Linked DNA regions of Homo sapiens: all the other regions are linked to region 5. A link is a loop called in an ENCODE intact Hi-C map of the cell type or tissue named here. Cell type or tissue: mammary epithelial cell. All regions are shown on one strand. Links, peaks and the distances in the headings refer to the core of each region. The heading gives the core; the rest is flanking DNA. Region 1 overlaps TRIM44 (tripartite motif containing 44). Region 2 has its middle 32 kb from the start of TRAF6. Region 3 has its middle 30 kb from the start of COMMD9. Region 4 holds the start of LDLRAD3 (low density lipoprotein receptor class A domain containing 3). Region 5 overlaps LDLRAD3 (low density lipoprotein receptor class A domain containing 3).

Region 1 (6,227 bases), core at 554-5,553, 440 kb before region 5:
AAATACAACCCCATCAAAAAGTGGGCAAAGGATATGAACAGACACTTCTCAAAAGAAGACATTCATGCAGCCAAAAGACACATGAAAAAATGCTCATCATCACTGGCCATCAGAGAAATGCAAATCAAAACCACAATGAGATACCATCTCACACCAGTTAGAATGGCGATCATTTAAAAAGTCAGGAAACAACAGGTGCTGGAGAGGATGTGGAGAAATAGGAACACTTTTACAGTGTTGGTGGGACTGTAAACTAGTTCAACCATTATGGAAGTCAGTGAGTGTGGCGATTCCTCAGGGATCTAGAACTAGAAATACCATTTGACCCAGCCATCCCATTACTGGGTATGTACCCAAAGGATTATAAATCATGCTGCTATAAAGACACATGCACATGTATGTTTATTGTGGCACTATTCACAATAGCAAAGACTTGGAACCAACCCAAATGTCCAACAATGATAGACTGGATTAAGAAAATGTGGCACATATACACCATGGAATACTATGCAGCCATAAAAATGAAGAGTTCATGTCCTTTGTAGGGACATGGATGAAATTGGAAATCATCATTCTCAGTAAACTATCGTAAGAACAAAAAACCAAACACTGCATATTCTCACTCACAGGTGGGAATTGAACAATGAGAACACATGGACGCAGGAAGGGGAACATCACACTCTGGGGACTGTTGTGGGGTGTGGGGAGGAGGGAGGGAGAGCATTAGGGGATATACCTAATGCTAAATGACTAGTTAATGGGTGCAGCACACCAGCATGGCACATGTATACAACTGTAACTAACCTGCACATTGTGCACATGTACCCTAAAACTTAAAATATAATAATAATAAAAAATAAATAAAAAATGAAAACACATTAAAATAAATAAATAAACATGCACTGATGTTGCCATGCCCCCCCCCCAAAAAAAAAGAACTTTACTGAGAGGAGGACCTCTACCCCAATCCCTTCCTTTACTCAGGTAAAACGTACCCCATTACTTATCCAAAGTCAGCCAATTGGTGCTGCAGTTTATTTCCTTTGGATGGGGATAGTAACTAAGCTGAAAGATTAGCAGATTTAATTTTTGGAGGCTCTCATTTGTAAATGCACTTCAGTGCATTGTTGTTTATTCAGAACATTCTACTGTAAGTTACCTTTAGTAAGATTTTGTCATTTTCTGTGAGACTTTGCTGCCTCCTGTGCCTAATGCATAAGCCAGAAGGAACTCAGGTTTTCAGAAGTTATGTATCCCATTTTTACATAAAATATTGGCTTTGCTCTCAGATTCCCTTGATTAACCTAGCCAATGATTTTTCCTACCTAAGTGGGCAAGAAAAATGAAACAAAGGGATGAAACAAAAAAATCCTTGCAAATCTTTAAGAGCTAAATTTTATACCCCTAAAATATTACCATTTGCTGTCAGTTTCTTTCTGACCCAGTCAGATGTAAGAGGCCTCTAACTGGATCCAAGCCAATTAATTACCAGACCAAATCCATTCCTGGACCCAGCCCAGTTTCCGTCATGACTTCCAAACCCAGTTTGGTTCAGAAATTTGCTCAAAGAAACTCGGAGAGCTCAAAATGCAAATCCGTGGGGCTCCAAAATCCAAGAGACAACTTACACTCCCCAGCTACTCTGAGAGATCAGAGGACACAAGTGGATCCTGTGGGCACCTTACTTGTTCACTCAGCACTCCTGGGGGTCGTTAGAAGCTATACTTCAGACCCCACTTCTGACACCATTTGTTTAAACAAAAACGTCAGCTGAATTAAATTTAAAGGAGTCTAATTGAAAAATGAACAATTTGTGAATCGGGCAGCCCCCAGAATCACAGCAGATTCAGAGAGACTCCAGGGATGCCTTGTGGTCAGAACAAATTTATAGACCAAAAAAAAGTAAAATGACATACAGAAATTGGAAGTGAGGTACAGAAACAGCTGGATTCATTACAGTTCAGCAGTTGCCTTATTTGCACACAGTTTGAACCCTCAGCAGTGTGTGACTGGATGAAATATGGCTGCTGGGATTGGCGAAGACTCAGTGATTGTTACAGGCGCATACTCCTAAATTAAGTTTTCAATCTTGTCTATTAAGTTAGGTTACAGTTCATCCACAAGGACTCAAATATAGAATTACAGAGTCCTTTTCAGGCCATATTTAGTTTGCTTTATATATATATAGAGAGAGAGCTTTGTATCCTACCTTTTTCACCTAAGGTTATCTCTTATAAATGGATACAATTTTATCATTTGAATCCTGTTCCATTGTTGAACCTCAATTTAGAAAACTGGGATTCTGAACAATAATTTTCCTGTCTACCCTTCAGCATTCTTAGTTGAGACAAACCCTTTTAACAAAGACAGATTATCAAGAGAAAAACAAGTTTATTAACATATATACCTCGTGTGTGCATGTGATACCTAAGGGAAGATAAGTAAATCCCAAAGAGGTAGCTTTGAGTTCAGGCATGAATACCATGGAAGGGAAGGCTAGTTATGGGGAGATGCCCAGGAAAAGCATAGTAAACAAAGGTAAAGTTTATTATGCAGATTTAAGTTGGTGCCTTCTCCATTTATAACATAAAAGAGTTTCTAGTGATTGGAAGTCATCCTTCTCTTCCTGGTATAGAGAGGGAGACAACCCTGCAAATGGAGATTTCCTTTACAGATGTACATTTCTCTTACAAAAGGGTAACTTCCCTTGTTTTCAGTACTTCTCCTGTATTTGCAGTTTCTCCAAATAATCAGCTCAAAACAATTCTTCTGCCAAAGAGGCGTATTTTGGGATGGAATATTCTGGCCTCCTACAGTCATATTTTGGGATAGCATATCTTGAACCCCATCAGTAGTTACTGACAGAAGTTATTCACAAAAGACCAAATATATGATTCTATCTATATGAAATGTTCAGAATAGGCAAATATATAGAGATAGAAAGAGACTCAATACTGTATGGGACTGAGGGAGGTGGAGGAATGTGGGGTGACTGCTAATAGCAATGGGGTTTCTTTTGGGGGTGATGAAAATGTTTTAAAACCAATGGTAATGATAGTTGCACAACTCTGGGAATATACTACAAACCACAAAATTGTATACTTTAAATGGGTAAATTGTAAAATATGTGAATTATATCTCAATAAAACTGTTGAAAGAGAACAAGATTACTGCCTGAATCAGTTTTTTCAACCATTCACTTGAAGTGTCAGCAGTGAATATTAATTTTCTTTTTCCTTTTCTCTTCCTGACAGGGATGAGGGTTAAAAACCTGATGTTGGCCTCTGACAGGAGGAGGCAGTATACTACAATTATTAAAAGTTCAGGAATTGCCCTATCAGCTCAATGCTATCTGACCTTGGGCAAATCTGTGCTTAATCTCTTCATTTCTCAGATTTTTTGTTTTTTTTTTTTTCAGTTCCAAAATAGGGAATAATAGTACATATTTCATAGGTTGTTGGGAAAATAAGTGAGATAATCCTTTTAAAGTGTTGAGTACATTAAGGAGACCCCCCATCTCTACTAAAAATTAAAAAAAAATTAGCCAGGCATAGAGGCACATGCCTATTGTCCCAGCTACTTGGGAGACTGAGGTGGGAGGATCTCTTGACCCCAGGAGATCGAGGCTGCAGTGAGCCATGGCTGTACCACTGCACTCCAGCCTGGGCAACATAGTGAGATCCTGTTTCAAAAAAAGTGCAGAGTACAGCCTCCTATAAATTGTGGCTGCTGTTAGCCTCCAGTCCGGAGAATAACCCTTACTTCCAGCAGAAGGGCAAGGGTACGTGAGGGCACCTTCCTCCCCACAAAGTTCCAGAAACCTTCCAAGCCTTGTAGAGAAAAATAAGCCACCTGTTTATAAATAATTCTATGCTTTGATCAATTAACACTTCCTAGGAATAATGACACCAATTGCATGTTTTAAAGGGCCATTGATACCTGTTTGAGTGATAATGACTTGCAAATAAATTGAGTTCAGTCTCCACTTTTGGGATCCCTTGGTGTGTGGTTTGTTGGCTCACTCACTCTGTGAGTGAACTTGCCTGGCTGCAGAGTAACTGGCAGTAGTTCAGCATAGGTCTGTTGCCTGTTCAAGTCAAAGCAAATGTATCTGCCTTGGGAGTGTGTAGTTGTGTGTCCATATATTCCCAATAGAAAGAAGAAATCAATGCATTGAAGCAAGTATGTTTATTGTTATGAAGCAGACTCCCTAGTTAGCAGAACTGCTTGGTGCCCAACTATAAGAAAAATAAAGAAGTTATTTTAGGAATAACTTTACTTAAAGTTATTTAAGAAACACATTAGGAAATATATTCCCACTTTAAAGTAAACGCTACTGAGATTCTTCACTCCCTACCTCCTCTTCTCCCTTCCCCTGCAGCTTTACCTTATCCTTCTCTTTCTTACTGGAGCCCCAGACCTCCTAATTGAACCACAGCACCAATAGATTATAGTCATTTAAAAACTAAGGTGGGCATGGTTTCCAAGCTGCCTGGTGGACTGGAGCATTGTTACAAAGCAGAGGGATTGAGCTTTAAATGGCTTAATAAAATTAACACTTTGTGATGTCTTCTTCCTCCTGCTCCAGCTCCTCTCTGCACTGACAGGAGACTTGATAGTATACTCTTTGCCAAAAGCTTGAAGGGCTGATTACACAGCGAACCTGGAGAGAGGAGTGAAGCTGTCAGGACTCCCCCATAGCAGCCACGCTTCAGGTTTCCAGTGCAGGATTGTATTTGACAGTTAATTTAGGAGCCGGGGTACCTAGATATAAAACTTTATTGTGATAATAGTGATAAAATCACCCAGACTTTTATTTAAGGGCCTGCTGCTCTCCTGTCCCCCTCCTTCCTCTTTCCCTGTTAGTTCAAGCTCTCATTCAGTTAAAGAAATAAAATCAGATTTGCTCAGGGAAAAAGGTGTTTTCTTTGATATTCTTAGACCAAACCTGCAGAATGCAACTCTCGGTCTACCTCAGATCTATATGTAGATGCTTATACATATATATAAATATAAAATTTGAGAACAGTGCCTCTCTCCTGATTGACTGCATTTAGCCAAAGGGCAGAATTTATCAGGTCTTTACACCTACGAAGAGACATTTCATTCAACCCAGTGATTCAGCTGATGTTCATCCCCTTGTTTAATGACTTTTGTTTACCTCTGCAGCAGGCAAAATAGATTCTACCATGTCTCCCTACTTCCTAACTCAGCCCATTTATTTAGACATTATGATCCCCTTTTATAAATGAAGAAACAAAGATTTAAGAGGTTAAGTGACTTGTTCACGAGGCTAAAGATGCTAGTAAGTTGCCTTTCTATGACTTCTATATAGAAGTTATTAACTTTTGCCTATAGAAGATGTATTGAGAATGGTATTCCAATGTAGTATTTGTTCAGACTTAAGGGTAAAAGTTTACATTGAATATGACATGCTTTTTTTTTTTTTTTGGTGAAAGAGCACAAATATTGGAGTCAGATGACATGAGTCCATATATTTCAGTTTTATCTATAAAGGAGGACTAATCATACTATATTTTTATTAATGAAGATCCTGAAAATGAAAACTTGTGAGGAGATAAGAAACAGTGGAAGATGATTTTGGGGACTTAAATGTATGTTAGCAACTGTAGTTAGTTTAAGAGCACTGTGGTTCTTGGGTAAGCAGGTTGTTAGCTCCTTAAGGGAGTAGAGTAGGGTTTCAGTCTACAAAGAAGAGAAAATACCATGAGAGGCAAGTTGTGAGATTGAGGAGCCAACTACGCCCATAGACTGACTTTGTGTAGGTACAGAGGAACAGAATGTGACCCATCCTTCCTGTGCTTTCTGTACTTTGCTTCTGTATCATTGAAGTAGACTGACCCTGAGATGTTGGGCAGTCAGATCTGATCAAATCAGAAAAGGCAGCCATTGCTCCTTGACACCTTGTGGCCATTTATTTGAAACTGAGGCAAGGAGCCTCAGTATTGATATCTTTACTTTTCAATGCCTAGGATGAGTAGGAAAGTCTTTTAGATGTTCCCTTGGGAAATTAGATCTAAACTCCCAAGGGCATAGGCTCCCTCTTTTCTTTAGGAAAGCTTATTGGGGACTCTTCTTCTGTGAGAGCTCAGTAGATACCATATGGGAGGCACACAATAAAAGTTCACAGTTACTATTATCTCTAATGAGCAGAATGGTTCTGCTGATGGTTCTGTGTGCCCGGAGAGCCCTAAGTGCTTTCCATG
Region 2 (6,227 bases), core at 482-5,481, 330 kb after region 5:
CCTCAAAAACGTGCTAAATGAAAGAAGTGATACACAAGAGACCACCTATTCCATGATTCCATTTATATGAAATGCCCAGGGGAGCTGAATAGAATTTATAGAGACAGAAGTAGATTACTAATTGTTTGGGGCTGTGGATGGCAATGGGGATTAAATGTAAATGGGCATGAGGGATCTTACTGCAGGGATGAAAATGTTCTAAAACTAATTGATGTTGATGGTTGCACCATTTGGTAAAGTTACTAAAAATTATTGTACACCTGATATTGCTTATTTTTTAAATTGCAGTAGAATATGCATAGCATAACTTTGCCATTTTAACAGTTTTGGGTGTACAGTTCAGTAGCATGAAGTACATTTACATTACTACATGATCCACCTCCAGAACTTTCTCCATCTTTCCAAACAGAATCTCTACCCATTACACAGTAACTCTACATCCCCTCCTTCCCCCAGCTCCTGCCAACCACTATTCTGCTTTCTCTGAATGACTGCCCTAGGTACTTCATTTAAGTGAAATCACGCACTATATGTTCTTTTGTGCCTGGCTTATTTCACTTAGCGTAATGTCTTCAAGATTCATCCAAGTTGTAGCATGTATCAGAATTTCATTCTGTATGTGTGTTTTATTGTGGTAAAATATTCACATAAGCTAAAATTTAACATTTTAACCGTATTTTAGTGTAGTTTTGTGGCATTAAGTACATTCATGTTGTTGTACAACCATCACCACCACCCATCTCCATAATGTTTTCATCTTCCCCAACAGAAATTCTGTACCTATTAAACACTAACTCCCTGATCCCCTCTTCCCCTAGCCCTTGGCAGCCACCATTCTATTTTCTGTCTCTTATGAATTTTGCTACTCTTAGTGCCTCATATAAATGGAATCATGCAAAATATGTCCTTTCGTATCTGGCTTATTTCACTTGGCTTAATATCTTCAAGGTTCATCCATGTTGTACCATTTGTCAAAATTTCCTTCCTTTTTAAGGCTGAAATATTTCATTGCATATATATAACACATTTTGTTTACCCATTCATCCACTGATGGACATTTGAGTTGTTTCCATGTTTTAGCTATTGTGAATAATGCTGCTATGAATATTGGTGTACAAATATCTTGATATTGGTGAATTCTACAATATGTAAAATATACCTCAATATAGTTATTTTAAAATAAAACATCAATTCTAAAAAATTAAATTGCCAATAATAAGTGGTAGATGTTGATATTATCAATAACTTTAAGAATGGTAAATTTGATCAATGAAGTAGGTTTTAAAAAATCAAGTTAATTTATTAACTTAAGCTAATTAAATTAAGTTAGCTAAAAAATTAAGTTAGTTTTTGGGTTAAAAAATACAGGAAAGTAAAGAAAAATACAGAGAAGTACAAAGAAGTAATCCTACTTAGAGATAACCATCAAGATTACTTTACAAAAAATTACTGTATTTTAATTTTACTGGAAATTAGAAGGAATTAAAATGAAATGAAGTTGGTGAACTTTAGATGTTTATTTACAACAGAGATACTCATTCCTAATCTCTCTCTCTAAAGGCAAAAGAAGTTATGAGAAAACATTGAGGTTGGCTTGGAACACATGGTTTTTCTATTTAGATTCATGTTTCTTGATGGTCACAGTTTAATCCCCCAGGTTGGTAACTGTTTCATAAAAATCAGAGGACATTTCTGATGTTTAAACAAACACAGCACCCAAATTTTTAGATTAAAAACAAAAGAACAAAGTTCAAAAATTTAGTGAACTTTTAGGAGAAACTTCTAAGAGAAATCATTAGGGAATGGCTAGCTTATAAACAAAACACTACGAAGAGGACAAATCACTTGTTAAAAAAGGAGGAGGAAATGATTGTAGTTAAGTGTCTAAAATAAATCCAAGAGGTTATCTATCAACTCTCTATATTAGTCAGTTTTCTTCTCCCTCTGAATTGGTTCTTGCTTTTGAATATATCTGCTCCAGCCTGAACTGCCTGAATTGTCTTACCCAGAGTTGTAGAGTCCACCCATTTATGTTCTGCTGTATTCATTCACTGTATAGAAGAGTTATTTAAAACCTGAACGTGTAAGGCAAAAAGTTGAGTGGCATGCTCTTTCAATGTCACACTGGAGAAGTATTTAACAAGTCCACCCAAGGATCATTTAATTTTCTAGAAGAATGTATCTGTGTTTGACTTTGCTATTTAGATACTGTGAAGTTACATGTTAATTGTATTTTCATTTCTGGTAAGAGAGATAACTCCAAAGGTTATGATTTTATTAGCCTGCAGGACATTAACCAGTTTCATCCGTAACCTAGCAATCTAATTTTAACTTTTTTCATTTTGAAAATATTTTTTCCTGGTGGATTATATAAAGCCCTTTTCCTCGAGTGCTCTTGCAAGAATCAGCTTTCCCAGCTAATGGCTCCATCATAAGCTAACGAGCTGAATAAAACCTCTGACATGTGTCTATATTTGAATGAGTCATGATTTTAATGTTTTATCAATTATACTTTGATATAGCTGATATACCTCAACTCATACTTTCTCCTCCTATCTACTGTGCTTACTCTTTAGGTGCAGAAGAGCTACCTGAGAGCCTGTTTGAATGTAGATTCTTCCCCCTTCCAGCTCCCACCATCAGAGTCTAATTCAGGGAGGTTGACGTAGGCCTTGGTGGTTGCATTTTAATAAGCTCCTCAGGAGATTCTGAAGCTGACGGTACTCAGACTAGACACCTTGAGAACATCGCCTGGTAAACTAGGTGCTGGTGATGATCTAAGGCCATATGGATTCACACTGTTCAGAGTAGATGGAGTTAGCTGAAGTTTAACATTGTGAGGCCTGGGATGGGCTGGAATCCAACAATCCATTTTCATAAACTTTAATTTGGATGTGGTAGGTGATCTCAGGTGTTCATCCACTTATTGGCTGTATCAGAAAGCAGGTGGGGCTGGAAACCACCAGGAATCTGTATAAATAGGTTGAATCACATGACATGGCTGATATTTGACTTTTTAATTGACCTTAAAAAATATCATTTTCATATGCCTTGACGTAATAACTCCTCAGCTGTTTCTAATTCGAAGCTGATTTGGCGGCTAACTCATTAATATGACAGTTGGGACAGAAGATTTCCAATATTTGCTGAAAGTGCTTTGTAATTTTCACCAGACTTAGAGCAAAAATTTAATAATCCTCTTCCTAGAAAAATGCACCAAGTGTAACCTTTTGCATACAATCTCAGGGGGATTTATGGACTCCTTAAAGGTCCAAGGACTCGAGGTTAATCCTATTTTATAATTTTTTTTTTGAAGGCTGCATTTCCTGAAAGCTGCATTCTTTAGAAAGACTTTTGCTGCCACCTACTGCCACATGGTTCTTGAGCTGGGTTTGCTCTATTCTTGCCTTGTCAATGTCCTCCAGTTCGGAGTTTTGTAGGAGCTATAAGCAGCTATCATCTCACATCAACTGACAAGAGAAGTCCAATTCTAGGCTGAAATGGGCACCAAAAACCTATTTATTTATAATTCAGACACTGAATTGAATTATTGCAAATGTGGTGAAAAATTTGTGCACACTATGCATTGTCTAGTCTATGCACACTCTTCAGCTTATAGCTGATTCTAAGAAGGATTAAAATAAGAGTTGGAATAGAATAACAGGGCTATCTGGTTTTGAGTCTAAAGGAGCTTATTTTACAACTCTGTCCTGTACATAACTGATAATAATGCAAAATAATTGTTCTAGAAATGCAAATTATGTCTTATCCAGGAGGTTCTCTTGACTTTCTCCCTGCAGTGTGGAAGAAGCAAGTTTTGGCTCCATTTGCATATTTATTTCAATATTCCTGGTCCATAAGAGTATCTTTTCTTTGGATTCTCCTTTGGGTCAGTTATAACATGTGCCTTATTTCCTCAGAGGGAAATAAAACTTTCACATGAGCTCATTTGGTATCTGTTTTGAGAGTCATTATACTTTTTTTAAAATTATTCTTTAACAAGGGCCAAAAATAGGTATCTTTGATTCCCATCTACGAGAGGTCTACCCCTTTCTTGAAAGTGCACATTCTAATTAAGGAGATGTTCAATGTTGAAAGTAATTTTTTTGAGATGTCCCAACCCTCTTTTCCCTTTTGCTCTCATTCAAACAGTTAAGACCCTATCTCATTGCCTCAGGGGAGGCAGGGGCAAAACTAACAAAATACAACGAAGGAGTTTGTAAATCTTTCTGGACTTTGTTTTCCTAAAGCTCAAGTTCTTCCAAGAGTTTAGAGAAGTGGAGTGGGAGAGGACCTGAATATTGGGGGAAAAGAGAGGAGATGGGGTTTTCCTTCCAGAAAACGAGATTACCTCAGATTGGGGGAAGGAGGGAGAGGCAGACGCAATAGGACCAGGCCCTGAGAGGCGAGGCTGCAGGGGCTGGATGGACTGGAGCCCAGACCACATGGAATTAGAGAAAGGCTGCGCTGGGAGGGCCCTGAAAATAGGGTCCTGGGAGGTCAGGCTGACCCCTGTGGACTAAAGATCCTTGACAGCGTTCGCGTGTGTGTGTGTGAACAAATTTGGCCTCTAACCTTCCGGGCAGTCTTGACTCAAGAGGCAAGCTGCAGTCTTATAAACTCATTTGTGTCCTGGACTACATTTTAGAAGTGAAAAAAAGGGCAGAAAATACCAGAAAGCATAGAATGTGGTAAAAGGAGGTGTTTCATAAACCTTTTTGTTTCAGCTGAGTCAGTATGCATATTAATTTTCTTTCTATGATCAATCTATATAATTTTACTGTGGGTTCTGAGCCAAAGGAAAAAAACATTGCAAAAAACTGATGCTAAAGGCATTTTTAAAAGTCAAATTTAACTCTATTAGCCCAGCTGTATTCAGAAGACCTGAGCTTTCCTTTTCTTCTTTCAAAATGGCTCCAAAGGAATACCACATTAGGGCTGAAATAAATTTTACTTTCAGGTTCCTACCTATTACAAAGGCAATGACTAGCTACTTAATTTTTTTTTTCCTGTAGAGGTGGGGTCTCACTGTATTGGGGTCTCAAACTCCTGGCCTCAAGTGATCCTCATGCCTGGGCCTCCCAAAGTACGGAGCCACCACTATTACTTTAAACACTTTTGCTGGCGCTTTGTCTTACTTTACCTATTTAGCTTCAGGTTAAGTGACCTGGGGGGAAATGAAGCTAGGATCAAGACAGGCCAGACCTCCCTGGACAAGTGTCCCCCACCCCCAATACTCACATTAAAAACAAAATTCAGTCTCTGCCAATCATATTAGAACAAGTGGGAAAGTGGGAAGGGCAGGAACAATTATTTTTCAGAATTTGGGAATCTATTTTTCAGTGTGGTTTTATAATTTACCTTTCAGGAATATAAGTTCTGTGACAATCAGACTTGCTTTTCTATGGAAATATGCAAAACCCTACCCAGGTGAAGCAAAAATTATTGTGATTATGCAACATTCCCTGACAAGGTTACAAGTGTCATGGTAAAGTATTCTTGCCACTGTTGGCCCTGGTAGAACAGTTAATTTTAAAAAGGTGACAACAGAGTAACAGACATGTACAGAATAGACTAGATGATAGAAGTGTTGAGAAGTTGACCAAAAATAAGAAGTGGAATATTTTTAAAAAATTCATTGCTTACTCTGGGATTAACAACATTGGAATTTTAATTTAAAAATTAAGGTGGCATTTATAAAGTAATTACATATCTTACCAGCTTTTGTACTCCACTTAGGGAAGTTGAGTCTACTTTAGAAGAGAAAGGGGTTGACCCATAGAGTTTCCTAAAAATGCTGTTAATAGCTCCACAACAGAGGCAGCTTTGCTTAAAAACCCAATCAGGGAGTTTGGTAACTAGGGAGAAGGCAGAGACAGCCACAGCCCTTTCTGCCTCTATTTGTTGGGAATAAATTCATGGTATTTATTCCCAACAAATTCACACTTTCAATTTATCTGTTTTTCTCACTGGACCTAAAGTAGTTATGGAAGTTCCTCTCTCCTTAGGCCTAATTTTGTTTCGTAAAATGCAGTCTTTTTTTTTTTTTTAATTATACTTTAAGTTTTAGGGTACATGTGCACATTGTGCAGGTTAGTTACATATGTATACATGTGCCATGCTGGTGCGCTGCACCCACTAACTCGTCATCTAGCATTAGGTATATCTCCCACTGCTATCCCTCCCCCCTCCCCCCACCCCACAACAGTCCCCAGAGTGTGATATTC
Region 3 (6,227 bases), core at 468-5,467, 110 kb after region 5:
CAATAGAAAGGAATGTCTGGGTTAATATAAAATATTGTGGAGACCAAATTCTTATTTGCAGAGGAAGCCTTCAGATGGTAGGCTTCAGAGAGAATAGGTTGTAAAATGTTTCTTATCAGACTAAAGTCTGTGTTGATGTTAATGCTAGAGAGGTATAATGAGACATATCCAACCTCTACTTCTCATCAAGGCCTGAACTAGTCTTTCAGGTTAAATTTTAAGAATGCCCTGGCTGAGGAGGAAGTCCATTCAGATGACTGGGGGCCTTAGAATTTTATTTTTGGTATGCAGTGCCATAAAACAGCCACCATTTACTATCTCATAGTTTCTATGGACCAGGAATTCAGGGGTGATTCCCTGGGCAGTTCTGGCCTCTTGTGAGGGTGCTGTCACATATTGGCTGGTGCTGCATCATCTGAAGGCTCAAGCGGGGCTGGAGCATCCACTTCCAAGTTGTCTCACTCACGTGGCTGTTGGCCAGAGGCCTCATTTCTTTTCCACACAGGCTGCACCATGGGACCGCCTAAGTGTCCTCCCTGCATGGGGGCAGGCTTCCCTCAGAGTGAGTGATCCAAGAGACCAAGGGGGAAGTCACGATGCACTGGCGTCACACAGGTCACCCCTGACTCAGTTTGGGCTGGGACTAAGCACGGATAAGGATACCAGGAGGCGAGGATCCCTGGAGGCCATCTGTGAGATTGGACAGCATAAGCTTTCCAAATATCAACTTATCTGATATATAATCTTACCCTTATCAACAGCATAACCATTTCATTTGATACCTGAAATGCTTCAAACCATGTCTGACATGGAATTACAACTCAGTAAACATTAGCTATTTTTTATTACTAATAGAATGATCAATAATCTCTATGAATTCCAGCTTTTCCACCATTTTATCCTCCTTCCCTCATTCCTCAACCACCCTCCTAGGTGGAGTCCAGCTGTATAAACACCTGTGCACCTGTTATGCCAGGCTGTGCACTGGGTGCTTGGTTCCCAGAAGGTAGGGGTCCACCTGGGCACCTCTGTGCCCCAGGGCAGAAAAACTCGAATAGAGACACAGAGGATGCTAGAAGCCAGGGAAGAAGAGGTTGAAAAACAATGAATGCTTACATGGGGGTGTCACAGTTAACAGGCTTGTTCGCCTCCATTATCCTACTAGAGAAAAAGTGGTAGAGTGGCTAAGAGCACACACTCTGCAATAAGATTGCCTGGGAGCAAATTCCAGTTCTCCTTACTAATTATGCGAACTTGGGCAAGTTACATAACTTCCCCGGTGCCCAGTTTTCTGTGAAAAAAAGGGAATAATAGTTCTCATTTTACAGGGTTGTTGTGTGAATGAAACATTCTAAGCATTTAAAAGGCTCAGAACAGTGTCTGGCTCACATTGCTATTATTTTCTTTCTCATATCACCTGGGGCAGGGGGTGGGGGCAGTGGTTAAAGAGGAGATAAAGAGACAAGGGAATAAACAGATGCAGACACCTTAAAAATTGCAAGGCAAAGCTGGTGTTAAGACATAGCTCTCTAGGACTTTCCCCTAGAGTCTCCCTGGCTCAGTGGGTGCTGTTCATGCAGGGGAAAGCTTGACCAAGAGTGAGTCCATCACGCTGTGAGTCACTGGGTCAGGGTTGCGCGCCCTCACAGACACCTGGCACGCTTCTTGGCTGACTTCTTCTGTGACCAGGGCCTCTGATAGCCCTGTTCCCCTCCCTGCATGTTGTTTGTATCTTCTTTTCCTAGTTTTCTTTGATTCAGATAAGCTCAGGGGCTCCTGAGCCGATCTTGTCTTCCTTTGATGGATGGGTGGCAAGGGAGTAGGGCTGGGGCCAGGGGCCCGTCTGTGGAGGGTGGAGGCAGATGGCGTGGGGCAAGGCAGCAGGCAGGTAGGAGAAATGAAAGGGCTTCACATCAAAGAAAGAGAAGCCAATCAACTGGAGTATTCTCTGTCCTCTGAGATTGGATCTGAGCTCTAATTTGTGAATCTTAGTTAAGTTTTGAAAACCAAAAGCAAGGGGCTGCTGGACCTCCTGCCTAACAAAAGTGTTTGTTGAAAAGATTCAGAACCGTGACAAAGATATAGCTCCCGCAGAGCTCTAAAGAGAAGGGAATTCAAGCTCCAGAAGGTGGGGACCCCACAGTGAAAATGACAAACAGGGTTCACACTCTCCTAGAGCTTGTCTTCCAGTGGGAGTACACAGACAATGCCAAACAAGATCATTTCAGCAAGTGTGATATGTAAAAAAGATGCTCTGTGACTTTGGGTTGAGTGGTCAAGGAAGCCTCCCTGAGAAGGTCACACTGGGGCTGAACCCTGCGCAGCCACATGTGGATCTGGGGGAAGTGTATTCTAGGGTGACCAAAGAGTTGGTGCCAAGGTCTTGTGCAGAAGGGAGTTCAATGTGATTGAGGAACAGAGGGAGGTCAGCATGCCTGGGGAAAGTGCAGGGAGGAGAGGGGGCCCACTGAGCCGGGGAGGCTGGGACAAGGAGCGCAGGTGTTATGGTGAGCCTCGTGGCAGGTTTTAAGTGTAAGAGTGATGACATCTGATGGGTTTAAAGTGACCACTCAGCCATCTGGCACAGAATGGATTTCAGGGGACAACAGAAGGGGTGAAGCCTGTTAGGAGGATGTCAGGAGTCCAGGTGAGGGCTACACCTAAACTAGTGTGGACAGTGGGACTGAAGGGCATGGCAAATGGCCCCACGTTGTGAACAGAGAAGAGAACCGCTCTTTACAACTCGTGAGGGAGCGATCACAAAGGAGCCTCACTTGACGGTGCCACAGGGTGGGGCTCTGAGGAAAGGAGGCAGATCACAGCCAGGTCTGCACTGTCTAGGATAAAAAGGGTTTGGGAGGAGTACCTGATTCCAGCCCCATTCCTAGCATGAGCGAGTCTCTTTTATCCCAGGGCTCAGCAGATGGGAGGGCAGGCGACTTACCCCGGGACTGGGCAGCTGATGGCGGGCCTTCTTTCTGGACTAGTGCTCCCCCTGCAGGAATCGCTGAATGCATAGCTTAGAAAAGTGAGAAGCTTCAGGATGAGGCCAGGACACGTGTGTAGTGAGGCCCAGAGTTCTGTGTTGTGGTAGCCTCTGAGCCCTGGCAGCTCCAGCCCTGGGGAGGACTATCCGTGCAGCTTCCACTGTTTGTCTGGATGGAGTACAGAGCTTCCGCAGGTGCTCCATCTTCGTCGGCAGCAAGGTTCAGAGGGAAAAGGTCCAGGACAAAGCTTAAGGAAGGACAGGTCAGCAGGGACCCACTTCTTCCTACTCTCCCACAGCTGGCCAGGCTCCCAGCAGCCCCACCTCCAGCATGCAGGAGCAGCTGGGGACTGCTGGGCTGGAGACGGCATGAAGGTGCTGTAGAGGCACCCCTGGGAACCACTGTGCTGGTGGAGAGGGACAGAAGAGAGGAGAAAGAGCTTCAGAACAAATGCAGACCACTCAAGACTTGGTTCTCCCTGGGGCAACCTCCCAGACCTAAGTCCATTCACTCACTCACTCACCAATATTTGAGACACCAGTGATATAGCCAAGAGGCAAAATGAGGAAAGAAGCAGGGAAGGAAGAAAAGAAGGGAGGGAGGAAAAAGAGAAAGGGATGGAGGAAAAGGGCACAGGCCCCGCCCTTATAAACCTCATAGCCTAGTAGAAAAAAAAACAGGAATCAAAGAATTACAGGCCCATGAGTTGGAGGTTCCAGCCAGACTGAATGAGCGTGAATTCCTGCAGTCAGTTCTGAGCCCTTCACTGTCTCCTCTGAGCCTTTGCATGCGCTGTCCCTCTGCCTGGCCATCTTCCCTGTGTCCCTCCCTCCTTTATCAGGGGAGGGAGCAGAACTGAGGCTGGGCCAGTAGGACATGTTCACTGGGGCAGCTAAAGGCTCAATTGAGGTCTGAGGAGGGGAGACTAGCAGGGCAAATAGTCCTGCCGCTGCTATCCGTAGACGCTTCTCATTCAGAGGGACCATGGCCTGGGGGGCTTTCTTGTGATGACCCTCAGCAGTGACATGAGTGGGATGGGGTTTCCAGTCCCCATGGCATGTGCTTCCCCTCAACCTTTCACCAACGACCTACCACGTGCCAAAGACTAAGCACTGGGGATAGAAGGTGAACGAGACTGGTGTGGCCCCCCGCCCTGCTCTCAGACCTGCCAATCTCCAGGGTTTGTTTTCTTGAGACTCCTGACGCTGCCTGGCCCGAGTCAGCACTAGGGATTCCTGATCTCTGCATATCCCTTCCCAGCCATCCAAGATAGCAAGAGCTGTTACCCTCTGGCTAACTCTTACTTATGCTTCCAGTCTCAGTCAGATGTCATGTCCCCAGCTCAGCCTCCCCGGGGGTCCCTTGACATGGTCCACAACCCCTGTACCTCCCCATCATTGCCCTGGGCCAGAACAGGCTCTGACTGTGTCTCAATAGAGACAAAAAAACTCTGAGATCACAATACCACTTTGGCTTCCTAATTTTCTGTCCAATCTTTGGGGGGCCAGTGCCAACCAGGCCTTGAAGACTGATATTCCTCTATGGGATGAGAGATGCTTGCCTCCCTCTCTGGACTCTTATGGGACCAGCAAAGGGGATCCAGCCTTTCTTGTCGTCAGAAGGCATGAGCTGTAAATGTGATTCCCCAACCTGGCTGCATGTGCAACGCTTGGGGAATTCCTAAAAATACAGATGCCTGGGACTCTGACTCCAAAGACACTGCCTCAGGAGATCTGTGCTGAGATCTGGGCATATACATTTCTTGGAACTTTCTCCAGCTTCCTGTACAAATCTACCTATTGCAGCAGCATTTGTAATAGCAGAAGGTTGGTAACAGCCTAACTGTCCACCAATAGGAAACTGGCTAAATAAATCATAGTCCATCCAGACAATGGTATACTGTGTGCCCTAGAAAGGAATGAAGAAGCTCTTAAGTACTGATAGAAGGAGACCTTCAGGATAGGTTACTGGGTTAAAGAAAAAAAAAAGCAAGGTGTATAACATATACTATTTTTTCATCAAACTTTAATCAAACTTTTTCTGTAAAGAGCCTGACGGTAAATATTTTAGGATTTACAAGCCACGTATAACCTCAGCCTGGAGGCGCTGATGTGGCTTCAACAGAATAAACCTGTAAATGGAGTGGATCACAGAAAACTGAGGTGTTAGTCCTGAGTGGCCACTGGAGAAGACAGGCACCTGTGTTAGGACCCTCGGATGGAGGCTTCTGAAGAACCTACAGAGGCACCTGATGTTAAAGCACTAGCTTTTACCATTCTCAACCGCTAGAGCCAGAGAATAACCCTACAAAGCCAGCCAGCTATCCCTCCCCACTGTCCTCCCCACACCAACCTTGCCCTGCCACCTGGAATAACATGCATCCCCCCTGCCATGAGATAGCCTTTTGATGTTACCACCTCCTGAGCCTCCTTCTTTCTTTCCCTCCTCTATTTCCAGCTGCTCCTAATGTCACAAGGCTCCCAGACATCTACCCAGCCTCCTTTGTCTCTGACCGGTCTCGGTCCATCTGGGGCAGCCATCCTTCTCCTTGTTCCTGGAGCTCCCAGCTTTAGATCACTGGCACTCCTGGGGGGCCATCTCGTCGATTTTGACACTTTTATCTTCTGAGGATGATCCTTTTCCACACTGTAACTTCCCAGCCCTGAATTTGTCCAGAAACTGAAAACCACTGGACGTGGGGCCAGACCTAGCTGTGACCTCCAGCAAATTATTTCTCATCTCCAAGGCTCTGTTTCCTGATCTGAGGAAGTGGAGATAATAAAACCACCGCTGAGGGATATGAGGATTCAAAGACCTAGTGTGCATGCCCGCCAGATGCTTTGTGTGACAACTTCTGGTGCCCAGTGTGAACGTGGAGATACTTTGCCCTCTCAGCGGACTCATCTCAGTGGATTAATCAGAAGTGCACACAGCTTTTGGGGTTTGCTGTGGAGAAGCTTGTGCTGCTTGGAAGGACTGTGGTTCATGAAAAAGCCCCTAGATACCCTCAGCTCCTCCTACCCCATCCCTGCTGCAGAGGCTCAATTTATATCTGTGGTCAGGGCTGAGCCCGGAGGTCTATACCCAGAGCCGCACACCTAGGAATCGAGGGAACACTCTCTGAGGAAGCTGACTTAGAGACTCGGAGGTGCCTTCTTCAATCCTGGCAGCTGCCTGGTGCTGCTGGGCTTGGGAGGATTAGAGCAAGAAACCAGGGGCTGAGCACAGTGGCTCACGCCT
Region 4 (6,227 bases), core at 430-5,429, 200 kb before region 5:
TTCATCTCCTACCCAGCTTATACGGTGAGGAGGAGGTTGGCAGTGATTTAGTATAAGTATAAAAACAACAGTCGGGCCGGGCACGGTGGCTCACACCTGTAATCCCAGCACTTTGGGAGGCCGAGATGGGCGGATCACGAGGTCAGGAGATCGAGACCAGCCTGGCCAACATGGTGAAACCCCCGTTTCTACTAAAAATACAAAAATTAGCTGGGCATGGTGGCGGGTGCTTGTAGTCCCAGCTACTTGGGAGGCTGAGGCAGGAGAATCCCTGGAACTCGGGAGGCGGAGGTTGCAGTGAGCCAAAATGTGCCACTGCACCCAGCCTGGGCAACAGAGTGAGACTCTGTTTCATAAATAAATAAATAGATAAATAAATAAATAAATACAACAGTTGACCTTAAATAAGGTTTTACATTAGTCCAAATGATTTCAAAGACATTAATATATTTATATTTAAAAGTGTGTGTGCCTGTGTGTATGTGAGAGAGAGAGAACGAGAGAGAGAGTCAGAGTCAAACTTGCAAAGTAAGGAAGTTGATGTGTCCAAAGAAACCTAAGGAAATAAGAACTATAGCAGTGGGTCAGTTGCATTATCTTTCCGTATCCCTAATGTTTGGAGGCAAATGAGCAGCTGTAGGAGAAATTATTTGCTTATTTGCCTCCTCAGATATTATTATCAAAGGCAGGAGGCCTCTTCCCAACAAGCTTCCCGGAACAATGCACATACCCACATGCACAGGACATTTTGCATAAAATTTTAAGGGCTTTAAAATTCTTTGAAGCCCATGGGACGATCTCCATAATATTCATCAATCCCAGGATAAAAGCCCCGAATGCCAAATCATTTAGATAATTGATTTATATTTTCCATGTGTACTATGAACTATGGAACTTAACCTTTCCTCCCTCACATCACATTTTCTCATTACCTTGAACAATCATTGGTATTTTTAAATTTTGACCTGATCCTTTTTAGCCTTTATGTTTCCAGACTACAGCACGCAATTACAGAGTAAAGTAATTGAATCTTAACACCCTTGAGGGTGTCTCCAGGGCATCCCAAAATCTGACGCAGGCATCCCTTTTATAACTGCCCCTGTACCCATACCTTCCCCTTTCTTTCAGCCAGGTGGAGTTTGTGTAAATAAACTCAACCCTTTTGAGGGGTGGATTTTAGGGATGCAGTTCTATTGTTTTGACAAATGTATACAGTTGTGTAACTACCTCTATAATCAAGATTAGAACAGTCCCACTGCCCCCAAAAGTTTTAATTTATTGATCCATTTATCAATTGATGGACACTTGAGTTGTTTCCAGTTTTTGGCAATTATTTGCGTTAGTCTTTTGCTTTTTTTGGGTGGGGGATCAGAGAGAGTGGAGCACAGAAGTGTCATCCCCTTCTTCCACCATCTAAGTCTTTTGGGGCTTTTCACCAGTGCCCTCTGGAAGCAAGTGCATTGGTGCAGCTATATTTTTTGCATTTGGGTATCTGCCTTTCATGACCTTTTCCTTTTTTTAATTTTATTTTTTCCAAATTGGGTCCCAAACGTTCAACAGGTCAAGGTGGACACTATGCAGACAAAATAACTCATGTGGTCCACGCTGTGTGCATGGTAGGTGTCAGCTGCTCTTACCGGTGGCTCCCGGATCATCAGCCTTGGAATCAGCCACCATGTTGTTAAAAATGCAGAATCTCAGGCTCCACGCCAGATCTACTGAACCAGAGTCAGTATTTTAACAAGATCGTCAAGTGTGCCGGATGCATATTAAAGTTTGAGAAGCACTGGTATTCCACACTCGCTACTAAAAATATACTACAATTTTCTCATAAGATTTGACCCTTTATTTTAACTTTTTCTCTCTCGGTAGTAAACTCACTTTGTAGTTTGAGTAAAGAACTCAAGTTTTGGTCTGGGCGCTGCATCTCGCTGGGTGTGGAAGCAAAGGCAGAAATGAGAGGGACAAAAGGAAGCAGAGAACAGAGCCCAGGCTGTTAGAAGATCCTCGCGGCCAGACCTGGGAGGCTGAAAGGCTGAGAGACCGAAAGGCTGAACCCTCCGCCGCGCTCGGCGGCCCCTCGGAGTCAGGACACCCAGGGTAACATGCGGGTGGCCACGCGCAGCCCAGGCGCTTGCAAAACTTAGCGGAGCCGGGCCGGGGCCGGGCCCGGGGAAGGCGGGAGGGAGGAGGGCCAGGCGGGAGGGCGGGGACGGCGCGGCGAGGGGCGGGGTCAGCGCCGAGGCCGCGGGGGCAGCAACGACGCCGGGCAGCGGGAGCGGCGGCCGCGCCATGTGGCTGCTGGGGCCGCTGTGCCTGCTGCTGAGCAGCGCCGCGGGTGAGTCGGGGGGCGGCCGGCGAACTTCCCGCGGGGCGCGGGGCGCGGGGCGCGGGGCGCAGCGGCCGGGTGCGATCGCGTCCTCTCCCGGGCGCGGGCCGCTCTCCGGGCGTGGGTGAGCGCGGAGGGCGGACCCCGGCGCCGGGCTGGCCCGGACCCTGCCGAGGGGCCGCCGCGGGGTGCGAGCCGTCCTATTGTGTGGGCGTGCGCGCCGGGTCGTGTTGTGCTGTGTGCGCGGGCGGGGCTCTGTGTGCAGTCCGGGTCTGGGGAGCCCGGCGGCTGCCCCGATTGGGCGTAGCTCGAGTGTGGCTGTGTGTGTGTTGTGTGTGTTGAGGAACGGAGGCGGGGAAAGGAAAGGAGAGGAGAGGAGAGAACTCTTCCCTGGTCTCATCTTCCCAGACGCCTGGTCGCGCGCGGCTGCGTTAGCCTCCTCTGGGCCTCTTCCCGAGTCTCTGGCGTGCACTCCGTGCCTCAGTTTCCCCACCTGCACCGCGGAGGGAGTAGCAAAGCTGCTTCCTTTCATTCCTCTCTGGGACTGTTTGGTTTGGGTAAAGTGAGTTGAAGCAAGGCCGGATCTGGGAATTCATTTTTCCCCACTGATCCTGGGAACCGAAGCTTTATTTAAGACGTCTGACCACCCTACTTGCCCCGCGATGGGCGCCCTGACCGGCGAGGGGCCCTGGGAGAGGACACGGGGCTTCATCCGGCGGCCCTTTGAACCTGGCATCACCACCGCGTGTGCATCCCGGGGCCTGGACCGCAGCAAGCCTCTTTCCCTTCCAGACAGCGTGCTGTTCCCAGGAACTTTTCTGCTGATGTGGGCATGATCCGAATTCCAGCCTGGGAGCCCTTCCTCCTCTGCCCCTGCCCGCCGCCCACAGCTGTCAGCTGTCCCTCCTGGACTGGGCCCGCCCTTGGCCCCTTGACGTTTATTTCTGGGCATCTGATGCCTAGAATGTGGGTGACAGGGCCCAGTGAACTTTCTTCAGCAGAATCTTGCCTGCCTGGTGTTTGTGCCATCCACATGTCCAATAGCTGCCCTATTTTGCCAAGTGCTTCTAGCAGCTTGGCTGTCGAGGTGTCTTTGGTGGCCTGTGGGTTTGCTAAGTTGAGGCTCACTTCATTCTTAGCTGTGCCTTGGAGTTATGAATGCGTTAAAGGGATATCTCCTCTCTTCCTTGATGTCCCTGGTCCTGGGCATCCTCACAGCCCACTGGGCAGCCTTTCCTGCTCTCAGACCCATGACATCATCTCCACTCCTCTGATACCCCATTTAGATGCTTATGGGTTTGCTGGGCTTCCAGGGAGGGACTAGACCTCCTGGTGACTGCTGTGGATTTTTAACCAGGTCTGGGTGAGAGTGCCCTTAAATTAGTCCACCTGGGGAGAGAGTTCTCACAGGACATTGGGCAGCCAGGAGCAGGTGTGAATTGTTTGGAGGCTGTTAGAGCAGGTCGATTTTCAGGGCGTCTACAGATATGAAGACCTGTTTGGATTCACAAATTCAATCTGTGTAGCTGTGGTGTGTCCCCTCATAGCACCTGAGAAGGACAGTATGGAAGCTGGCTCTTGTGTGTGTCCTGGGAGAGCCACTGTAGCCAAATGGAAACTTATTTATTGCATCTCCCAGTTGGTACTGGGTTGCTTTAGTTGAGTCTCCATCTCTGTAAAAATAGTTGTAAAGTTAATTTTGTCCCTCTCTGGTCAGCAGTGGCTATTTAATGTGTGTGTGTACATCTGAGATAGGGCTAAAATAAATAAAATGGTCATAGCAAGGAGCAGACGGATAGGGGGAGGAATAGTCCAACTGTCCCTGGTGGGTTTTCCATTATCTGTGGGCTTTGAATTACCTTTAGAGTTGCTGCCTTAGAAACATCTAGGCAGGTTGGAGTGTGTGCATCTTTCATGTTACATTAAGCATCATCTTTTTAGCATAGATTTCACTTTGACCCAAGTGTTGCCAGAAACAGGGCTGGTCCTTTTTCCTAATGTCAACTAGATGCTCCTGGGCTCCCAGCCCATAAGAAAAGCCTGTTTGGTTCAGTTTGGGTTTCATAGCCAGACCAGAGACCCTACCCCTCCATCCCATGGCCTATGCTTGGATCCTCTTCTGGGAAGTTGATAAAACAAGAGAGATTGTAAAAGCCAAGACTTTGGATCTCTGTCTCCATCTGATAGTCTGTGAAAGAATCCCAGGGTCAAGGTTGAACCGTAGTTAGAGTCCTGAGTCTTTGTGGGGCTGGAAAGCCACTGACATTCCAAGAGCAGTTTGGAGGCCTTTTTTATTCAGGAACCTTCTCAGACACCTTGCATATTTTTTTCTTCCTTTGTTTTTATTTGTGTTAGGGAAGTGAAGCATTGATTTTCACCGTTACTATTTTTTAATGTATCCTGCGAGAGAGACTAAGCCCAAGTCATGTCATCTGATGTCCAGTTTTCCTGCATGTGGGTGGACTCAGTGGGTTTAAGTGCGTATGGCTTGAGACATTTCTAAAGGCAGCCATGCTGGATGATGGTCCATCTTCTCACCTCCTCCAGGACTGACCTTTGCCTAGACTTCCTGACATTCTGTATCAGTGAAAAGGCTTGATTTTCCCAGGAGTGAGTGTACTCCCAGGAGTGAGTATTGACCTTTTCTCCTGGAAAGATCTGCTTAACGGTGTGAGGGGTGGGTTTTATTGTTTTTAACTTGCTGAGTAGCTGTGCACATCTCAGCACAGCTCAGCTCGGGAAGATGAGGCCTAAAAGAGGCCTTGTACACCAGAGTACAAATAAACACACCTTGTTGCTTTTCATCTTCAAAGAGATGTGACTAAGGCTCCCTACTGGGGTGTGAGATGTTTTTTCCTGACAGCCGACTTAGGCCATTTACTCTGGGATAAGTGGGGGAGGGAGAGAGATGGGAGTAGGAGAGGGTGGGGTGGTAAATTCTGGGCCTTGAAGAGTGGTTTAGACACCTTTCAGCCAGTCTGCAGGATAAGTTGAAAGTGGACTTGTATTGTCACCTTTGTAAAGCAGTTTAGAGAATTTGGAGTTTAGGAACACTTATAATCAAGTAATTTCATGTTAAAGAATTGGCCTTAAGCCGGAGTAATGGCTCACGCCTGTAATCCCAGCACTTTGGGAGGCCAAGATGTGTGGATCGCTTGAGGTCAGGAGTTTGAGACCAGCCTGGCCAACATGGTGAAACCGTCGTCTCTACTAAAAATACAAAAATTAGCCAGGTGTGGTGACGTGCGCCTGTAATCCCAGCTACTCCGGAGGCCAAGGTGGGAGAATCACTTGAACCTGGGAAGCGGAGGTTGCAATAAGCCAAGATCGCGCCGCTGCACTCCAGAGCAAGACTGCCTCAATTAAAAAAAAAAAAAAGAAAAAAGAATTGGCCTTTACAACCTTGCCTGTTTCTGTGGGCAAGGGAAAGAGAGGGAACCCACTATCAGTGAAGCATCTCCTGTGTGTGAGATGCTTTGCTCATTACTTTAAGCACATGATCCCATTGAAACTTGCCAAGGATATCATGTGGCAGGAAATCATTGTATGGTTCAGGAGAGATTGATAATACCCAGGGTACCACAGTAAAGGCTGAAGCCTAGATTCTAACTTAAGCTTCTCTTTGCCCCCTACCTGGGCTTTTCCCACTCTGTTTCCAGGCTTCCTGCACCATGCTTCCATGCCTTTCCTCCACAGTGCTCTTGCGAATTGACACAGTGAGATTGTTTACATGAATGCTCCCCCTCCCCAAATCTGTTCACTTTGTGGTCACTGCCCAGGATCTATTCAGCAGAGACATCAGCTTTCTTTGCAGGATACTTTGGTGTTCATGGTAAATACATAAAATACATCTCAATCCTTATGTGAAGATGAAACTTTTTCAGACTAACTCTGGTCC
Region 5 (6,227 bases), core at 712-5,711:
AACTTTTTGTATGTTTCTCATAACCTTTTCTCTCTTTATAGGAGTAATATACACCCATTGTCCATCCTTTTCATACCATATAATTGAGATTATCCTGTAAAGAGCTATATAAGCTGCTTCTACATATCATAGTATATTGTATATTGGTTTCCTCAGGCTGCATAAATTACTACAGATTTGGTGGCTTAAAAAAACAGACAGTTATTCTCGTACAGTTCAGAAGAGAAGTCCAAATCAAGGCATCAGCAGGGTTTGTTCCTTCTGCGGACCCTGAGGGAAAATTCACTGCATACCTTTCTCCTAGGTTCTGGCAGCTTCCAGCAATCCTTGGCATTTCTTGGCTTGTAGACGCATCCCTGCAATCTCTGCTTCCGTCTTCACCTGGCATTCTCCCCGGAGTCCCAAGATTTCTTGTCTCTGTGTCCCAAATTTCCCTCTACTTTATTTTATTTTATTTTATTTTATTGATTGATTGAGATGGAATCTTGCTTTGTCACCCAGGCTGGAGTACAGTGGCGTGGTTTTGGCTCACTGCAACCTCCGCCTCCCAGCTTCAAGTGATTCTCTCTCCTCAGCCTCCTGAATAGCTGAGACTACAGATGCATACTGCCACATGCAGCTAATTTTTGTATTTTTAGTAGAGACAGGGTTTCACCGTGTTAGTCAGGCTGGTCTCCAACTCCTAACCTCGAGTGACCCACCCACCTTGGCCCCCAAAGTGCTGGATTACAGGCGTTAGCCACCATGACTGGCCCCCATATTTACTTTTTTTTTTTTTTTTTTTTTTTTTTTTTTTTTTTTTGAGACGGAGTCTTGCTCTGTCATCCAGGCTGGAGTGCAGTGGCATGATCTCGGCTCACTGCAAGCTCCGCCTCCCTGGTTCATGCCATTCTCCTGCCTCAGCCTCCCGAGTAGCTAGGACTACAGGCACCCACCACCACACCCAGCTAATTTTTTTGTATTTTTAGTAGAGACAGGGTTTCACCATGTTAGCCAGGATGGTCTCAATCTCCTGACTTTGTGATCCACCCGCCTCGGCCTCCCAAAGTGCTGGGATTACAGGCATGAGCCACCACACCCGGCCCCTCTATTTACTTTTAAAAGGACACCAGTCATTTGACTTAGGGTCAAGTCTAAATGCAAGATGATCTCATCTAAAGTTCCTTAACTCAATTACATCTGCAGAGACCCCGTTTTCCAAATAAAGTCATATTCACAGGCACCAGGGGTTAGAACATGGACATAACTTTTGAGGGACACAGTTCAACCCCCTACACATAGTATCATGTACACATTCTCAAGTTATTAACAATTCCTAAAACAATCAGTGTTTCAGAATATCTCCTCATGGGGCTGTGGTATGATGTATCTGACACTGCAGTTGCCAGACTCCTGTGATTCTGACCTCTTACATCACTGCAAAGCAATACCTGACTTTGCATATGCCCTGTGGTATTACAAGGGTGAGCCACCAGCTTGAGTCTTTATTGCCTGGGCCTTTATTTCTTTTCCTTTTTTCCATTAGTTGTTTTTTATTTTTATTTTTATTTCTTTTGAGACAGAGTTTCACTGTGTTGCCCAGGCTGGAGTGCAGTGGTGCAATCCTGGCTCACTGCAACCTCCACCTCCCAGGTTTAAGCGATTCTCCTGCCTCAGCCTTGCGAGTAGCTGAGATTATAGGCACCCACCACCAGCCTCGGCTAATGGTTGTATTGTTAGTAGAGACGGGGTTTCACCATGTTGGCCAGGCTGGTCTTGAACTCCTGACCTCAGTGATCTGCCCACCTCGGCCTCCCAAAATGCTGGGATTACAGGCGTGAGCCACCACACCTGGCCAGATTGTTTTCATTGTTTCTGTTTTTCTTATTAAATAAATGTTATATATCTAGCATAGGGATTTTAGAAAAGGAGCCCAGTGATGGTCCTCTCCTTGGTTCTCAACCCTGTGATCTTTGTGTTTTAACCCCTGCCCTGTCACTTTAGGGATCTGGAAGCGGGAAGGAGACATCTGCGAGTGCTCAGATGACTATCTCGATACACTCAGGGTGTATTTTCTGGGGTGACTGTAGGGGCATCTCGGTTCATTTGGTGGCAAATCCAACTTTTCTATTCCCTAACGAGGACTTTGCTGCCTTTATGATTTTTCTCTCACTGCCTGCTTTTGGAAAAATCTTCTGACAGTTATATTTACCAGTAGAACTAGAAGGGAATGCTTCAGTCTATCCTGTGTTTAGAGTCATGGAGTTGGAGGAGGTTTGGGTGGGAATCTGAGTGACAGCCAAGGAGAAGGAGATAGGGCCGTCTTGGGGTTTTCTGCAGTCTCAGACTCTGGGTCTTTGTATGACCCTTGGGAACATGAAGCAGCCAGGGAATGGAGCCAGGACCACTTTACCCCAGCAAGACTCCCAAGCTATATCTTCAAAGGTCTGAGGGACATGGTGCATTCACTTGTCTTCTGCTACCCACAGATGACCAGCTCTGTGAAGGAGGCATCCCCTGGCTTGGGTAGGCAGAAAGTGTTGGAAAGGAATTGAAGTAACATTTCAGTTTGAAGGTTTTGTAACAGATGGTGGTGGCAGCTGCTCTAGGAGAGACAAATGAAGTTAGTGAAATGGTCCTTCATTCAGTCTACCTTGTGCATCCATCCATTTAGCCAACTGTGTTGATACGTATGATGAACCAGGCCCCATGTCGCACACTGGGATGATAAAGAGAGAACACCTGGCCACAGCGTCTGGAAACTCCTTATCTAAGAAGAGGGACAGACTCATGCCCACATGATGAGTTCTGTTGAGTACCAAGGTAGCAGAAAAGGGGAGCTTTGAACTCCATTTGGGAGTAGCCAGGGAAGATGGCCTTTCTGCAAGATTCTTGAGGGAATGATCAGGCACTCAGGCCTGGGAGGGGAGAAGACATCAGACGTCAGGGGATGGTCAGATGCCTGTGCAGAAGGTAAAATGAAATCTGTCAGATAAAATCTACAAAAGAATAGCGGTTGGAGAGTTGTGGGCACAACAAATGCAAAGACCATCCTGGATAAAGTTAAGTTGGCAGGAAGCAAGAGAAAAAGGGGAAAGAAAGTATCAGTATGCAGTCGCTAGAAAGGATAGGACAAAATAACCCAACTTGGAAGGCCCCAGAAAGACAAATGATTCAAGAAGCACCGTCTGTGTCTGAGACGCTGTCCCTGCACAGCAGTGTTGTCCAGCTGGTGAGAGATGAGGATGAGAGGGAGTTTGAATCTGTTCGCTGCTCCTATCTACCTGTTGAAAATGTCAGAGCTGTGAGTCTGCTTCTGGGCTGGTGGCCAGGGTCTGTGGCTCCCAGCGCTGTAGTGTCCTGCCACGTTTGTCTCAGTTGGTAATTGGGTAGAAAACCATCTCCTGGGGCTTGGTGACCAGGGTATGAGGGCACTGAACACAGTGCCAGAGCTTCCAGAAGTGCTGGGGCAGGTGCATCCCTTGCTGACTTGGGGCCCCATTGAGGCTCTGCGTCTGTTCCTCATGACTCATGAATGTGTTCCTCATGACTGTTCCTCATGACTCATGTTCCTCATGACTCATGACTCATGAATGTGGCTGAATTGAGGGCTAAAGCCCTGGGTCTCTCTTACAGCATTGCTTTGGCATTCACCAGGCCAGGGCAGGCGTGAACGGTGGAATAGGGAGTGTGGTAGGATGAGGTGGAAGGTGGGGTGTCCTTTTTCATTCCCCAAAACAGCTTTCTTGAACTATCCACCAGGCTGCAGGGGGTATCGTTTACCTGGGGACTGTGTGGTGTCCCATCTCTAGGGAAGAACAATGTTGCCTCCTAGTGGCTGTGTCTGTCTTGGACACCGGTATCTGAGAACTGAGAACAATATTTGTTCCATAAATGAGGCATGAATATTACTCTTTAAAGATTCCCTGTTGAAGGCAGGCACAGTGGCTCACACGTGTAATCTCAACACTTTGGGAGGCTGAGGCAGCAGGATCACTTGGGGCCAGGAGTTTGAGAACAGCCAGGGCAACAAAGTGAGACCTCATCTCTACAAAAAAATTAAAAATTAGCCAGGCGTGGTACCACACGCCTGTAGTCCCAGCTACCCAGGAGGCTGAGGTGGGAGGATCACTTGCACCCAGGAGTCCCAGGCTGCCGTGTGTTATAATTGTACCAGTGCACTCCAGCGTGGGTGGTAGAGCGAGACCTTGTCTCTTTAAAAAAAAATAAAAAAGGCAAGACCATCCTGGCTAACACAGTGAAACCCCATCTCTACTAAAAATACAAAAAAAATTAGCCGGGCGTGGTGGCGGGCGCCTGTAGTCCCAGCTACTTGGGAGGCTGAGGCAGGAGAATGGTGTGAACCCAGGAGGCAGAGGTTGCCGTGAGCCAAGATTGAGCCACTGCACTCCAGCCTGGGCAACAGAGCAAGACTCTGTTTCAAAAAAATAAATAAATAAAAAATTAAAAAGGAAAGAAAGAAAGAAAGATCCCTTGTTGAAGCTGAATGCCCATGCCCAAATTCTGGCCTTCTCTCTACCTCCTGCTTTTGCAGTAGCTTTCTAATGAGCCTTCCTGACCTCCAGTCCTTGTCACTGAAAGCCCAGTCCTGCTTGTCTTGCTGTCTGTGTTCAAACACACAATAGCCCCTCATTGCCAGTAGCATAAAGCTGAATCTCTTACTGGACATGGAAAGTTCTCCGAGGTCTGATCTGTTCACCACATGCACCCATAGGCACCTCTGAACAATCCTTGGTTTCCCACCTTTCAGGCACACTTTTCTGTCTGTCTAGAACGCCCTCACCAGTCTAGCCAGGCCAGAGGTTTCCAGTTGTTCAAATTGTAATTCACATGGTGCTGTTTCAGTGAATCATGCTCATATCTGGGAATGACCTGAATTCTATCCCAGCTCTGATGTACCCACATGGTAACATTAGAGACAGTCATAATAGCAGCTACTGTGTATTGAGCACTTACTACACAATACACAGTATTGTGTAGTAAGATGGGCCAGGGGTGCACATCGCAAAACTTCAGGGGGTGCCATTTACATCGAATACAGAAGAGAGGCACTGCTGGCCACTGTGCCAAGACCTTCATATAGATAATCTCAGCCCTAACAGTTGGACTCTGTTACCGCCATTTTACGAAGAAGGAAACTAAGGCTACAAATGTTAAGTTTCTTGCCCAGGGCCACATAGCTAGTAAACAATTGGGCTGGGCTGTAGTCAACTCAGGTCTCTTTCCAAAGCCCATGGTCTTTCCATGGCACTCCGCTCCCTCCTTAATAGATGCTAAGTTCCGTGAGGGCGGGATCCCACTTTGAATTGTTTTTAGTCTTCCACCTCCTCCATTGAGCTTGATAAATGTATATTGGTCAAAATCCCCAGTCCTGTCTAGTGCCAGTTACACATCAGTGTCTGTAGTAGAGACCCTGGCGCTAGCATGAATTCTACCAAGCAGGCTAGACTTTACAATCAATCAATAGAATAAAAGGAAGGAAAATAAACAGTTCCTCCCAGCCCACTGAGTACTATTGTCTTGTCTCTTAGTACCACTACAAGGAAATGCTAGATCATGAGCTGGGGCTACCAGAGAGCTTCATAGACTTGACCCCAACACTTTAGCTGGATGACTTGGAGAAAATTACCCCAAAGTGTCTGCAGTGACTTCTGTGACCACCACCAGCTTCCCAAACCAGCCCATCCAACTCCCTTTTCCTGAGTGAGGTAAAAACTGGTAGAACCAAGGAATGCTGAATTTCCAAACGCCTCCTAAGGGAACTGAAACCGCAAATTGGCCACTTGGCTGAGAAATGCTCTCTTTCCCTCCAACACACACTTTCCTTTTCCTTTAGCTAAAGAATCCATAGATGAGTCTCACTTTGTGATACACGTGCTCCTGAAAGCTGTGTGGAATTGAGTCATTTTCTAAATTCACCAGGGAATCTTTCCATTTTAAAGAAAATCTCTAGTCAGTTATAAAACCAGATGCTATCAGAGACAGAAAGACCATTAGAGGTTTATCTAATTCAGCTTTCGTCTCATTTTACAGATGAGAAAACCAGAGAGGTTAAGTGACTTGGCCACAGTCACACAGCTCGTTAGCGATAGGAATTGACCTTAAGTCAAACAGAGCCTTAGGTCCTCTGATGCTGGTGCCAGTGCTTTCCCCTTTCCAAACCTCTTTCATAATGAAATCACCCAGCCCCTACCCGTGTCCCTATTCACTCCCACCAAAAAAATCCT

The links. A loop is a pair of places that touch in the nucleus more often than their neighbours do. Peaks named below come from ENCODE experiments on the same cell type or tissue, not always from the same donor. Only the 100,000 strongest peaks of a DNase experiment are listed, where the experiment ranks them.
Region 1: it touches region 5 in a loop (4-fold over the local background); 2 of 110 quality-filtered maps call a loop at or near these places.
Region 2: it touches region 5 in a loop (4-fold over the local background); 3 of 110 quality-filtered maps call a loop at or near these places.
Region 3: it touches region 5 in a loop (6-fold over the local background); 30 of 110 quality-filtered maps call a loop at or near these places.
Region 4: a loop joins it to region 5, with 2.6 times the contacts of the local background. A loop is called at or near these places in 3 of 110 quality-filtered maps.

What each region holds. Positions count from the first base shown.
Region 1 is chr11:35,708,067-35,714,293 of GRCh38, forward strand. The region is part of intron 2 of TRIM44 (tripartite motif containing 44); the gene reads left to right. Among named protein-coding and RNA genes, the nearest start is that of TRIM44, 48 kb to the left of the region's middle. In mammary epithelial cell, for the core only: a CTCF peak has its summit at 3,279 (motif pointing right); no DNase peak of the experiment used is centred there.
Region 2 is chr11:36,475,541-36,481,767 of GRCh38, forward strand. No RefSeq gene overlaps it. Among named protein-coding and RNA genes, the nearest start is that of TRAF6, 32 kb to the right of the region's middle. In mammary epithelial cell, for the core only: a CTCF peak has its summit at 3,368 (motif pointing left); no DNase peak of the experiment used is centred there.
Region 3 is chr11:36,255,953-36,262,179 of GRCh38, forward strand. No RefSeq gene overlaps it. Among named protein-coding and RNA genes, the nearest start is that of COMMD9, 30 kb to the right of the region's middle. In mammary epithelial cell, for the core only: a CTCF peak has its summit at 2,996; no DNase peak of the experiment used is centred there.
Region 4 is chr11:35,941,807-35,948,033 of GRCh38, forward strand. It overlaps LDLRAD3 (low density lipoprotein receptor class A domain containing 3), which reads left to right and starts at 2,256. Exons shown (of 6, transcript NM_174902.4): 1 at 2,256-2,338. The coding sequence starts at 2,293. RefSeq lists a silencer at 2,167-2,606. In mammary epithelial cell, for the core only: no CTCF peak of the experiment used is centred there; DNase peaks (open chromatin) are centred at 2,205 and 2,625; H3K4me3 peaks cover 1,772 bases; H3K27ac peaks cover 1,266 bases.
Region 5 is chr11:36,146,334-36,152,560 of GRCh38, forward strand. The region is part of intron 4 of LDLRAD3 (low density lipoprotein receptor class A domain containing 3); the gene reads left to right. Among named protein-coding and RNA genes, the nearest start is that of MIR3973, 140 kb to the left of the region's middle. RefSeq lists enhancers at 2,945-4,144, 3,084-3,657, 3,537-3,716. In mammary epithelial cell, for the core only: a CTCF peak has its summit at 3,790 (motif pointing left); a DNase peak (open chromatin) is centred at 3,578; H3K27ac peaks cover 825 bases.